Regions from separate parts of the Mus musculus genome. Here regions 2 and 3 are each linked to region 1. The links are chromatin contacts, found by Hi-C or POLR2A ChIA-PET in ENCODE. All regions are on one chromosome and are shown on one strand. Each heading gives the region's core, a stretch centred on a gene start or an enhancer-like site at or near the end of the contact. The rest is flanking DNA. Distances are from core to core; before and after follow the strand shown.

What was found. Hi-C counts contacts between places; a loop is a spot of excess contacts on that map. ChIA-PET counts read pairs that join two places held with the same protein, here RNA polymerase II (POLR2A).
Region 2: a loop to region 1 is called in a map of v-Abl transformed pro-B cells, with 4 times the contacts of the local background. The contact joins the promoter of Lsm14a here to the promoter of Cebpg in region 1. A Hi-C loop is called at or near these places in 3 of 37 maps with a recorded cell type or tissue (T-helper 2 cell, regulatory T cell and v-Abl transformed pro-B cells).
Region 3: a loop to region 1 is called in a map of v-Abl transformed pro-B cells, with 3 times the contacts of the local background. The contact joins the promoter of Pdcd5 here to the promoter of Cebpg in region 1. A Hi-C loop is called at or near these places in 1 of 37 maps with a recorded cell type or tissue (v-Abl transformed pro-B cells). POLR2A ChIA-PET finds 5 or more read pairs at or near these places in 1 of 5 experiments (embryonic stem cell).

Annotation. Positions count from the first base shown.
Region 1 is chr7:35,054,821-35,059,103 of GRCm38, reverse strand. It overlaps Cebpg (CCAAT/enhancer binding protein (C/EBP), gamma), which reads left to right and starts at 2,538. Exons shown (of 2, transcript NM_009884.3): 1 at 2,538-2,728. It overlaps Gm45095, which reads right to left and starts at 3,621. Exons shown (of 2, transcript XM_030243153.1): 1 at 3,012-3,621; 2 at 1,459-2,912. The coding sequence starts at 3,097. The coding sequence ends at 2,345.
Region 2 is chr7:34,387,648-34,391,930 of GRCm38, reverse strand. It overlaps Lsm14a (LSM14A mRNA processing body assembly factor), which reads left to right and starts at 2,226. Exons shown (of 11, transcript NM_025948.3): 1 at 2,226-2,573. The coding sequence starts at 2,453. Gm12764 (predicted gene 12764) reads right to left here and starts at 3,318. Exons shown (of 2, transcript NR_169160.1): 1 at 2,923-3,318.
Region 3 is chr7:35,645,577-35,649,859 of GRCm38, reverse strand. It overlaps Pdcd5 (programmed cell death 5), which reads left to right and starts at 2,378. Exons shown (of 6, transcript NM_019746.4): 1 at 2,378-2,554; 2 at 3,679-3,716. The coding sequence starts at 2,489.

The DNA of each region.
Region 1 (4,283 bases), core at 1,289-3,788:
AAAAAAAAAAAAAAAATCTGATGGGGCACATTAGTATCAACATCTCCAATATTATATGTCTTTGAGTGATTGAGTCATTAGAGCAATGTAAACGTGTCTGGCTTAACTTTGAACTGTTACAGTCCTCTCTGCTTCTACTAATACGAATGTCCATTCACAGATCTGCATCATGCTAATGCTATCCAATACTTCATATGAATAGCTCTCACCATGAATAAGGCAGGGGCCCAACGTATTCTTTCAGTCCTCAGTCACACTGTGGTCCTCCCCACTCCAGATGACACAGAGGTTAAGGGATTTGCATAAGGTCACACGTCTGTGGAGGACAGTGGTTCTCAATCTGGGGTTCCCCACCCCTTTTGGGGGGTTGAAGGACCCTTTCACCCGAGTGACCTAAGACCACTGGAAAACACAGATATTAACACTATGATTTATAACAGTAGCAAAATTACAGGTATGAAGTAGTAACAAAGTAGTTTTATTGTCAGGGGTTGCCACACCAGGAGGAACTGTTAAAGGGTCACAGCAAGGTTGAGAACCACTGCTGTAAGGATTGGAAGCTGGGAACATTCTGACCCTGGACCATAGCACTTTGGCAATACATGTGGTTAGTCACAGTAGTTAAGTGGCTAGATTATTCAGCTAACAGGATCTCCTACTTCTCAAGTCCTTTGAAGGAGATTTTAATATACTGCTGGTTTACAACTTCTTTGGGTTTCTAGAATATATTTGGACATTAGCAGGGCACAGATATACACAGGACATTTCCCTTTACTGAGATGGCATAAGTCTTTGTGACTTAACAAAAAACAAACAAACTAGATTTCTTCAACCTGGAGGCAGAGTGTTCCCAGGGTTCTTATGTCCTTATGTTGAGTGTTTCCTATTGCTGACAGTGAGAAAAGGTTCTCCTGGGCTGAGTTTTGGCTTAGTGGTAGAGGAGTGTTACCCTGTATGTGTGCACACCCTGGGTTCAATGCCCTACCCTCCATCAAAATCACTGTTGGTCTCTCTTGGTCAGCCCTACTTTACCTTGCCTCAGCCTTATGTTCCGGCCATCACAGGGCCTCTAAGCAAAGCCAAACCCGCCTCATCTTTTAAGCCTTCTCTGACACATTAGATCAGGTCTGGTCCCCTTCTTACAATATCTCCTAGCATCTTGGACTTCTTTCCTTAAGTGTCTATGAAAATGGGGCTTGAATCATGTCTCTGTAGTTCTCAGAGTAAGCTCCCTGTGGGCAGGGACAGTGTGTTTGTCTTCTTCCATTGCTGACTCTTAGTCCACACTTTAGCACATACCGTTCTTGTAATCAGGAAAAGAATTACAGGATATCAGCTAAAGAGGAAATCTCAAGACTCCTGGGCATTGACTGCTGGCTGTGGAAGGCTTGCCTAGACACAACACAGAATGCAGCTGGCAGAGCGGCTGGCAAAAAAGAGGCTAACTCAATATACATATGACATGCAAGGATGTTTTTATTTTCGATAGTTTTTATATGACTAGAAAACATTAGGGGTAAAATCGTGGTCTTTGTGAGAAACAAAGCACGGTTCACCTTTCATAGTGCTAAGTCTTGGGAAAAAAATGGCTCTTAACACAGCGATCCAAACCTAAAGAAACATACTGACTGGTTTTGAGACATTAGCTCCCCAAGTGTGCATGGGGTTATCAGGGGTCATTCTCTGTGGTTGACTTTTTTTTTTTCAGGTATTTTCATCTCTCAGGGATTCCTCGAAGTCTTATGTGGAGAGCTGCTCTCCTGGCCTTGGCGATGAAGAAACATTTCCCTTCTGAAAGCCAGAGAGTTTTGAATGATAAGCATTGCTAAAGAGGAAGCAATCAAACCTTTCGGGCAGGCTCTGCCTTCCACCCAGCGCTGCTTCCTGTTTTTCAAAACACAAAAACAAAAAGCAACACAAAACAAAACAAAACAACAAAAAAACCCGCTTTTTGATTCTCTTGTGAACTGTTCCCGGGAGACCCAGGCTGGACCACTTGTCACTTTTAAGAGAGCACCTCATATCCATCATCTGCTCTCCGGAGGTGAGCACACTTTGGAAATCGTGATTTGTTCGGCAGCCACAGTCTGCTGTTGTCAAGCGTCTGACAAGTGCTAACCCTAGCACTGGACAGTTTTTCCTTAACGTGCTTTTATCAAAATAAATGTGCAGATGCCTCAGGGCCGTGAGGCCTAAACAAACAAAAAACCCACCCTAACTCAAAAATCCACCTGAGGAAATGTCTTTTCCCTAAGGCAGGTGAGGCCCTCGTAACTCTGATAGAACTTTGCTTGCCATGGGTCACTCCCAAGGCTCAGGGCCACCGCCTGCCACCACCGACAGCCTAAGGGGGAAACCACCGAGCGCGCCTCCAGCCAGCGCCGGTGCTGCCACGCCCACCACGCCCGTTCCGCCGCGCGCCCGCCTCTCGCCGGCACACGGCCTGTGATTGGCTGGTGGAGCTGCCCATCTCTAGAGGCGAGCGCGTCGTTCTCCAAGCAGCGCTTCTATTGGTCACGGCGGCGGCGGCAGCGCGCGGACCCGAAGAGGCGGGGAAAACCGGTGGCCGCGGTGGCGGAACGGGCGGAGGTTGCCGGTTTCGTAACCGTCGCTCCTCCTCGCCGACTCGCGGGCTGCGAGGCCTGGGTCGGGTCGGGTCGGGCCGCGCCGCGCGGGGCCGCTCGGAGTGGAGGCCGTCTGGGGGCGGGCGGGCCGGCCGGAGGCGCAGGTAAGGAGGCCGCGGGTTGTAGCTCGGAGGGGTTGGGGGAGGAGGCCGCGGCCGAGCCCGCCGCTCGCGTAGGCGCCGACCCGGCCGGAGGAGACCCGGCCCTGCCCGATTCGGCAGGTTGGCCCGGAAGGCTCCTGGCGGCTTGGCGGCGCGGGCGGGGGCCCGGAGCGGCGTCTGATGCAACCTGCGGGCAACACCCGGCGGGGCTGAGCTCATCCCTGGCCACGGCCCAGCGCCGCCGCGCTTGGCGCCGACCCCCGCGCTCCCCCGGGCGCCCCCTCACCACAGTCGGGGAAGGGATGGAGTACCAGGTGGTCCCTCCAGAACCTGCCCCTCGGCGACGTGCAGCGTGACAAGCCTGGCGCGCATTGGCCCCTAGGGATGGAGGGTGTTCCTAGAATAGAAGGTGGACCGAATCTTACTTTGGAGCCACCTAGGACTCTCTTCCTGTCGGCTTCCCAAACGGCTCGGTCTGGGGGGGATGGCCCGGGTCCTATTTGGAGTTAATAACCTAGTGGTCATCTAGGGAAGGCACTCGAGTTTTTACACACGTAACGTTGCAAGAGGGAGATTTCGTTTGTTTTTTTGGACGCGGTCGTGTGTCCTGCAGTTCACTGGGAGGGGGAGGACATCCTAGATGATCGCGCACCAGACGCAGAAGGTCAAGCCATGAAGCCTTTCCTTAGCTCGCCTGGAGGGAGCTCGGGAAAAGAGCCAGCGGAGGTATCCAGGTGGGGAAGTTGGGCATGCGGGTGTGAGAATTGTTTCTCTTTCCAAGTGGGCTTGTGTATTTCTGGTCTTAAGAAGGTTGGCATGCTTTGTTTTGCTCTGCTCCTTCTTGCTTTTTTGTTTGTTTCTTTGTAAACTGCATCATAAGATGTATCAAATTTAGAAAGGTTTTAACCTTTGTGGGTTGCACAACAGCTGGGTGTTGTGTCTCTTGAGTTTCCACCCACTTGAATCCTTATTTGAATATATTATCATTGAGTGCAGACCTGTCTCACAGAGGGAATTTGAAACAAAGCACCATAAGGTCTTTCTCTATTGAGAAATTGTACATAGAAGAATTCAGAGTATGGTAGGCAAGCCCCTCTACCTCTGAGCCACATTTCTAGCCTTCAAAGCGCTCTAAGGTCTGTTCATCTATGGCCACTTGAGTAGTAGTAATGATAAGCTAGCTATCCCTGTGGTCATTTCCCTGTTCCTGAAAAACTGTAAATAATGACAGGATGCTACTGAGCTGAAAAAAAGCTTGAGCCTGTTTCCTGAGTCTGATGGACATGCTTGACTGACTCAGTTATTTTTATGACCTATCAGAAACAAATAGGTGGGAACAGACCTCCTCCCTCCCCTCTCCCCAATATCCTTTAAATTCTCACAACCTGTCATGATTGTCGTCCCAGCACTGTGATCTTGGAGAGGTGCTTTCATCCCTAGTGAATTAAATACACCCTGGGAAAGTCCCTGGGAACAGTCCCTCTAGAGATCGTGGGAGACACAGGACCTGGTCAAAAGTTGCCTCAGTCACAGTAATGAGTCCTGGAGCGATTTTAGG
Region 2 (4,283 bases), core at 977-3,476, 670 kb after region 1:
TGCACTCCATGGTTTGCTTAGCTTGCTTTCTTATAGATCATAGGACAACCGGCCCAGAGGTGGCTCCACCCACAATGGGCTGGGTCTTCCCCCATCAATTAGTTTGTTTGTTTTTTTGTTTTTTGTATTTTTGAGACAGGGTTTCTCTGTGTAGCCCTGGCTGTCCTGGAACTCACTTTGTAGACCAGGCTGGCCTCGCACTCAGAAATCTGCCTGCCTCTGCCTCCCAAGTGCTGGAATTAAAGGCATGTGCCACCACTGCCCGGCCCACAACCACTTTTCAATATTGCCCCAGTGAGGATTAAACTTTACATGAATTCTTGGGAGACACATTCAAACCATCGCAGACACAAACCTTGGGCCCCAGAAGACCCTAGGAACCATGAATAAAGACAGTTTGTTGGGGGTGATGGGGAGAGAGGAGAATAGATACAGTAACGGAGAAATTATCAAATTGGCAATTAAATGTACTATGTAATTGGGACATGGAGTACAGCTAGTTCCATCACCAGCTAACACCATGGAATAAACCCAACAGAGATGGCAGTGATGTGGTTGGTATGTGTGAAGCCAGGAGATGTGAGAGATGTAAATTTGAGAGTTAGGTATCATCAGTTTATAGAAACTGACAAGGGAAAGAATGTGTTCACTATGGAAGAGAAGGCAACATTGGTCTGAGACCTACAAAGGGAAGACTCCAAACGCAGATTTGCACACCAAATAATGACTGTATGCTGAAGCAGGGACCCCCTTGAAGCCACTGGGCACCAGTCACAGCTCAGCTCATCAATCTTCTCTCCTGCTTTCCCGGAACACGCAGATAATCACCATGCATTGGCTCAGCGCACCAGACATCCTACTTGCTGCCTGTGTTCGGCTCTTATCCCAGTTGTTCACTCTTGCAGCAAATGTCTACCGAGCAGCTGTCCTGGGCCGGTTGCTACACTTGGCCCCAAGGATGATGCAAACAGTGTCTAAAACCAGAAACCCTTCCTCAAAATATTTGCATTCTAGCCAAGAAGGGAGACAAACACTTATGACTAAATAGACAAATGCGATGGGGGGTAGGGAGGGAGCAAGGCAAGAAGAGGGGTGTAAAGCGAGATCTACTGTAGTTTTGTAAATACATCACCTCTTAGGGCAGCTTTGAGCAGAGTATAATGAACTGTGGAAGCTGTGAGAAGAAGGGATGCTTGGAACAGTATGGAGCTGTGTAACAACAAATTAAATCATCCATGCCCTCATAAGCCAAACTAGGAAGTCTGGTTTTCACCTTGTGTAAAATGTAACCTGTGGAGCGCACTGAGTAGACGGATGTTATCTTGAGTTGAACAAAAGTCCAAAATCTCTTGCTACTTGAACATGATTCCCCCTGACTGCTGTGTTAAGAAAAACCTAGTAGGGGTAAGAGAAATAGAATTCTTCGGGAGCTACTGCCAACAACTCTGGCCAGGGTAACTGAGGCGTTATATAGAGCTGTACGGATGGAGACGGTCCAGCCTGAACAGACAAGATTTATAGTTAGGACAGGTGTGGAGGTGTAAGACAATCCAGGACTGGGGTCTTAGCTACTAAGCAAACGTTCCCGGTTCATAGTTACCTCCGAGAACAAGCTAGAGGGACGAGTTTGGAGTAAAACCGAAGAGTTACATCTCTGGATGCAAAGTTTTAAGATGCCAATTTGGTATCCGATCGGAGAGATGATCGTTATTAAGAAAGTGGAGCTGACATTAAGTGATCAAAGCGGCAGAGAAACACTTGGACTGGTGTTTCTTGCATAGTTAGTGACCGGGAACATCTTGAAAGCTAGGACACGGATCAAGCCGCATAAAAAGGGTTGGACTCAGTTTGGGGGACAGAGTCCCAGAGCCTCCCGGAGCGGCAGCCCTTGGAGTGTGAGACTCCTCAGGCGAAGATGGCTGCTCTGGCGTTTACAGTGAGAGTTCCGTGGCCCGCGGAGAGCGGCTCCGGAGCTGGGAGGCGACCGCTTACAAAGACTCTGGGCTCGTACCAAAGTGCAGCCCGCCTAGAAATGGCAGAGGCCGCAGTCAGCATCACCAGGCGGGATGGGCCCTCGTCTAGTCTTCCCGCGACATCTAGGTGCCGTGAAAACCTTCCACGTCGGGAGCGCAAGCCAAGCGCTCTGGGCCGCCGCGGAAAGAGCCCGGGACCGTCCGTGAGCTCGGCGAGTCTCGCGAGAAAGCACGCCGCCTCGCCCTCCCGGCATGCCCTGCGCCGCCGCCGCTGCTGCCGCCGCCGCCGCCGCCGCGCCGCGGTTTGAGGGCGGGAGGCTGGGGGAGGGTAAGCGGAGCCGGCGCGGCCGCCATGTTGGTTCTGAGGCGGCTGCTGTGAGGCGCCGACGGAGGGAGCGAGCGAGCGGGCGGGCGGGCGGAGCGGCGGGCGCAGCGCGGGATCTGACTGAGTGCGAGCGGCGGGCGACGGCGGCGGCGCCATGAGCGGGGGCACCCCTTACATCGGCAGCAAGATCAGCCTCATCTCCAAGGCGGAGATCCGCTACGAGGGCATCCTCTACACCATCGACACCGAGAACTCCACGGTAGCCCTCGCCAAAGGTACGGCGGGGCGGGCCTCGGGGTTTTGGGGGGCGCGGGTAGAGCGCCCCGCCGCCCTCGCGCTCTTCTCCCTCTGCGGTCCTCACGGGCCTCGCTCCCTCCCGGCCCCCAAGCGACAAGGGCCGGGCTGCGGCCTCCCCGGGCTCCCCGGGCTGCTTCCTTTCCCCCGAAGCTCCGCGCCTTCCATCCGGGGAACGAGTGCGCGGCGCCCGGGGCGGGGCGATGCTAAAGTCCCGGGAACCAGCCGGAGAACACACCCAGGTTCGCGGCTTCCAAGACCGAAATTCGGTCGTTCCTTCTTCGGAAGCGCCGAACAAAGCCGGAGGAGTCGAAGAATCTTGACGCCTACCTCGAGATGAATGCGGATGTGTTGATTCCTCGGGCACCCATTTTCTCAGCGTTCTTCGTCTGGGTCGGTGGCGACGGTTGTCGAGTGAACTCCTAAGGAGTGTGCTCCAAACTTTGGGTTTGCGCCGCAGACTTGTGATCTCGAAAGGCCGTTTCGTACCGTCCAGTCGATCGCATCCCGTTTGTCTCCTCTGTGATTGTTACCTGTTATGCCGGAATTCTTATGCAACCGAAGGGTGCGCGTTAAAATGCTTGCTTGCTGTCCCCATGGGCCAATTTTCTGGAACCCTGGTAGAAAGGAAAGTTTAAGTTTTGATGATCCGGGACTCTTGTACACACTTCAGAGCGAGTACTATCGGGGCGCTGACCGACTCCGCTGTACTTGGGGAGAGGAAGTTGTGTGGAAGGGGATCCCCCCCTACTTACCCCAACCCCATAGTCTGTACAGTCGATACAGTCAATTTGTGGGTTTTGTTTCCGTTCACGCGTGCTAGTGACAGGAAGGCACAAAGAAAATAAACTTGAGTTTCTGATCCTAGGGGAAGTCTTATAACAGTTTCTGATACCAGGGAGGTCTATTTTCCTACCACACCTAGTAGAATTGTTAAGAACTAAGTATGCTAGGAAAAAAGGTCCTAGGGATAGCAAGATTCTAAATCTAAAAGCATTTTTTATAGATGCTTCTTTTAACAGTTTCAGTTTCTTGAATTATACCTAATAGGGGGTAGGGGTGTGGCTTGATTGACAGCTCTTCTCTAGCAAGTGGGAGATCTGGGTTCCCTCCCCAGAACCACAAAAACAAAGCTTAAAAAAGGGACACTATAAAAGAGTAGGGTGATGTTTTCCACAGTTGCATTGTGATACTTACATAACTTTTGGCAATTTACTTAAAAAAAAAAATCCTTGAATCAAACACTGAAAAGTCAAGGAGTCTGCTTTTTAAAGAGCAGTATGAGGCTTGGTGCTGTGACACTCCCCTGTAGTCCCCGATATGCAAAATCAGGGCTGCTAAAGCAATACAGCTAGGTCATCTCAGTCGATGCTTAAATGCATAAAACCCGGTTGGCTCCCCAGTGAGAAAAACCGAGTGTGGGTGGTGCATGCCTGTGATTCCACCAGGGAGGTCGAAGCAGGAGGTCAGGCATTCAAGATCTGCCTGGTACACATGAAACCCTCTCAAAGAAGGCCAAAACTGAGACTCCAGGAACTACCCCATAACTTTCTCTTTGCCTTATGGAGTTTTGTAACACATTGCCTCTTAAAGAACCTGCTTTCATCTTTGTAGATGTTCACTATACTTAAGGATGTATGATTCTCCTTAGTAATTACTGAAGCCTTGACTAATAGTGTGAAGCTGGGCTT
Region 3 (4,283 bases), core at 1,129-3,628, 590 kb before region 1:
ATTGTGTCTTCCTAGGGAGCATCTGCCACACAAGACTGTACTTGTGTGTTTGGATATGTGTGCACATGGAGATCAGAGGTTAACAATTGGATGTCTTCCTCAGTCATTCTTCACTGTATTTTTTGAGACAGGGTCTTGAAATGAACCTGAAGAGCGGCACTTTGAACAGACTGTCTGGGTCTGCCTCCCCAGGGTTGGGATGCTAGGCTGTATTCAGATAGGCTTTTGAGGGGAGGAGATATTAATGCAGGTCACCACACTTAGGTGACAGGCACTTTTACTACCTAAACCATTTCCTCAGGTCCAGGTGCTTGTGTTCTGACCTAGTTAATAAACGGTGACATTTACCAAAGTAAGGAGAAGTAGAAGGGACAGCTGATGAAGAAGTCAAGGGTTAACTACGGGTATGTTGAGTTTCAGATGCTATTAGAACTATGGAGAGGTTGACACAGGCATTTGAGAAAGATTAGGAGCTGTAGCTTTGTTGGAGGAGGTGTGGCCTTGGAAGAGGTGTGGCCTTACAGGAGGTGTGGCCTTGGAGGGGTGTGGCCTTGGAGGGGTGTGGCCTTGGAGGAGGTGTGTCACTAGGGCTCTGAATTTTCAAAATAGTAGTTGTCTCAAGACGTGAGATCTTAGCTGCTGTTGCACTGTCATGCCTGCCTGCTCATTACCATACTCCCCACCATGATGGTCACGGACTCTAATTCTCTGGAACTGTGAGCTCCAAATTAAAAGCTTTCTTTTATTAATGGCCTTGGTCATGGTATTGTATCACAGTAGTAGAAAAGCAACTGTCTGGTTTAGGATTTCTATTGCTGTGAAGAGACCCCATGATCACGGCATCTCTTATAAAGGAAGGCATTTGATTGGGGCTGGCTTATAGGTTCTGAAGTTTAGTCCATCATCATCGTGGCAGGGAGCATGGTGTAGTGCAGACAGGCATGGTACAGGAGAGGTCGCTGAGAGTTCTGCATCAATAGGCGAGCAGCAGGGAAAGTAACACTATGGCGTGAGCACACTTGAAACCTCAGAGTCCCAGAAAAACACTTCCTTCCAACCGAGACACACCTACGACAAGGCACACCTCCTAACTGTGCCACTCCCTAAGAGCCTCTGGGGGCCATTTTCTTTCAAACCACCACAGTCCCTAACACAGCAATTCCATCCATAGATACATATTTAAAATAACTGAAGGCAGGATTGCAGGCAGGCATTTGAACACATGCATTGATAGTGGCTTTACTCACACTAAGCAAAAAGTGAACAAGGTTAAACTGATGAATACATCTAATGTGCTTTGTACAGTAAATATGTTCAGCCAGGAAATAATGAAATGGGGGAGGGGAGAGCTTGTTTGGTTGGAGCCAAAGTCTCACTATGTAATGGCAAGCTGGTCTTCAATTCCAGATCCTCCTGCCTCAGACGCCCCTGGATTGGCCGACTTTAAAGGCACACACCCACCAAATCCAATCAAGAATGAAGTTCTGTCTCATGGTACAACATGGATAAAAAACTTGAAGGTGGTATATGATTGGTCAAATATGCCAGCCATAAATAAATAGTGCTTGAATAGGCAATTTTATACAGACAGAACATTGTTTTGTAATGGGAACCAGGGATAATAAATAATTTCTATTTAGTGAGTGGGTGCCAGTTTGTAATGATGAAAAATTTATAGAGAGTAGCCATTGCTCAACAGGGTGGATGTAGGTATATGGGCTAGAGGGATGGCTCAGTGGTTAAAAGTGTGTATTAGTCTTCCAGAGCACCAGAATTCGATTCTCAACCCAATATCAGGTGACTCACAGTTGCTTGGAACTCCAACTCCAGGGGTCCAATGTTTGTCTCCTCAGGCTCACTCATCCCTTACCTCCATATATATATATAATGAAAATGGTTAGATGTATTTGGAAAAATTAAAATACATATACCATAAGCAAGTCACAGGATTGGAGAATTGAGCAGTTTTTTTTTCCACCCACTCCATCCCTTACTGGGACCCTCACTCCAAAATCAGGGTGTGTGTGTGTGTGTGTGTGTGTGTGTGTGTATTGCCATAGTTCACACACACACTCACACACACAGCATCTTCTCAGCAAAGGCCCTTGGGGGTTGGGGTAAAGCAGACAGGGCGTCGACTAAGGAGTTTACACCTTGCAGAACTGCGCCATTGCCAGTCCTAGGAATCATTAGGGTGGGGCGTGTTAACGCGCAGTTCAGAGCCTGGGAACCCACAAGCGCCCTCTTAGAGGTTCTGCCCCTTTTCCCATCGCAGGATCGGTCCTCTGCAAGGCACCCTGGCCGAGGCCCGGCAGCCCCAACTCGGCACTCGACTTTTGATGCCTGAGCATCACTCGCGTCTGCGCAGTCGAAGGCGCCGGGCTCGAGTCTCCGGCCGAAGCGATTCCAACCGAGTGTACCGGAGGGCGGCTGCGGCTGCGCGACCCCCGACGGCCGCTGCGCCTGCGCGACGTGGGACAGCCGCGCCATGGCGGACGAAGAACTTGAGGCGCTGAGGAAGCAGAGGCTGGCCGAGTTGCAGGCCAAGCATGGAGTGAGTGAGCGAGCGGGCGGGCGGGCGAGGTGACGCCCTCGCCCCAGGCACAGGCTCTCGGCGTTTGCTCGTGGGACCCCGGCTTCCGCGTACCCCATGGCAACGTGTGTGTGCCCACGGGGATGGGGGTGTCCCCGGAGGTCACCGCCGCCTCCTCGGCTGCCGTAGGGTCCCGCGTGAGGCTTGTGCGGGTTGGGGTGTGCGCGCCTTCGAGTCACCCCCCACCCCACCCCCCAAGTCTCGGTTTTCGCTGCCGTCGAGCCTCAGGCGATCCTCGCCGGGATTGGGGTGTCCTCGGATTGGGGGGGGTCTTGCCGACCGGAAGCCCGCGCTGTGTAGAGGGGGATCCTCTGAGCTCTGGTGCGGAGGACGCCGCTCTGACAGCGCCTCCCCGGGCGGGAGTCGAACCGCGGACTCCAGAGATGGTGCTCAGCCCCTGCGGTGCCGGCTAGGAGGGAGTAGCGGGTTGTAAACTTGCCTTGGGACAAACGCTAGTGGTGGTGGGTGACCTCAGTGGCAAGCATTTGAGCCTTTGAGCCAGCATCTTTCGTGCCAAGCCAGGGTCTCTTTTTTCCAGTCTTCTCACTGGTTAAAAATAGGGCTCCATGATACCGGGGCCTTTTCAGGAATGTGTGCGTTCTCAAACATTCTTTTAGATTGTGACTTGAGACGCTTGGGAAATGTGGGGCTGGGAGTGGGGGTTAGCCTGGGCCACAGTGCTTACCTAGCATACACAACACCCTCTCTTCCCTGAGTTCCACCCTCAGCCCTTATTTAATAAAACGAACACAACATTGCAAATGGAAACTGACTTATTGATTTTTTTTTTTTTTTTTTTTTTTTTTTTTTGGTGAGGTCCAGTTTCCACCTCGGGAACCTATTATAGCAGAAAGAATATCGAATAAGCCCTTTATTTTTGTTTTCATTTATTTGGTATTTTACTTTATTTTGAATACGGTCTCTGTTTATAGCCCAGGCTGGCCGGTAACTTGAGATTCTTGTGTCTCCTAAGTGCTAACTATGGTGACAAATGTGCCTCACCCCACCTTTCCCTGACCCATGTGTTCTTCTCTCTTCTTTTGAAGTTCCACTCCATTAAAAGGTAAAAATTATTTTTTTTTCAGGATCCTGGTGATGCAGCCCAACAGGAAGCAAAGCAAAGGTAGGGCTGGAACTAGAACTTTCTGGAAGAGTGGTTTCATAGATTGAGCTTTTGGCTTTTATTTAGTAGTTGGAATTGGTCCGTGACTCTTAGTGAATCTCAGAACCTAGTGATTTTCTACTAAGCCTGCTTGAAGGTAATTCCCTTTTTAGTCTGATTCAGTAAATACCCACGGAGTTCCAGTAAGACCTCACTTTGAAGTTCTGCCTAAGCCCAACAGTAAATAACCTCATAGGGATTCTAGACCCAAGGCCTCCCCGTGAGCGGTCCGTGGACACTAACTTACTCTGCTGTTTTACCCCTGCGCGTGGCAGAGCACTTTCACTCAAGTTCAAGCATGCATTTGACGTGACTACTTCACACCCTGCTTTTGCCTCTCCCGTTGTTTGGGGTGTGTTCAGATCTGAGCACTAAGTCCCTTGCTCCCCACTCTCTTTGGCAACCTTCACGGTTAACCCGTTGGAAGTCCACATTCTCAAAGCAGGTTGTTTGGTTTTCCCTCTCTAATCAGGACTCCTCATCTAGGGTCTCTTTTATGCTTTGAGCGCATAAAGCCGGTGGTGGCTC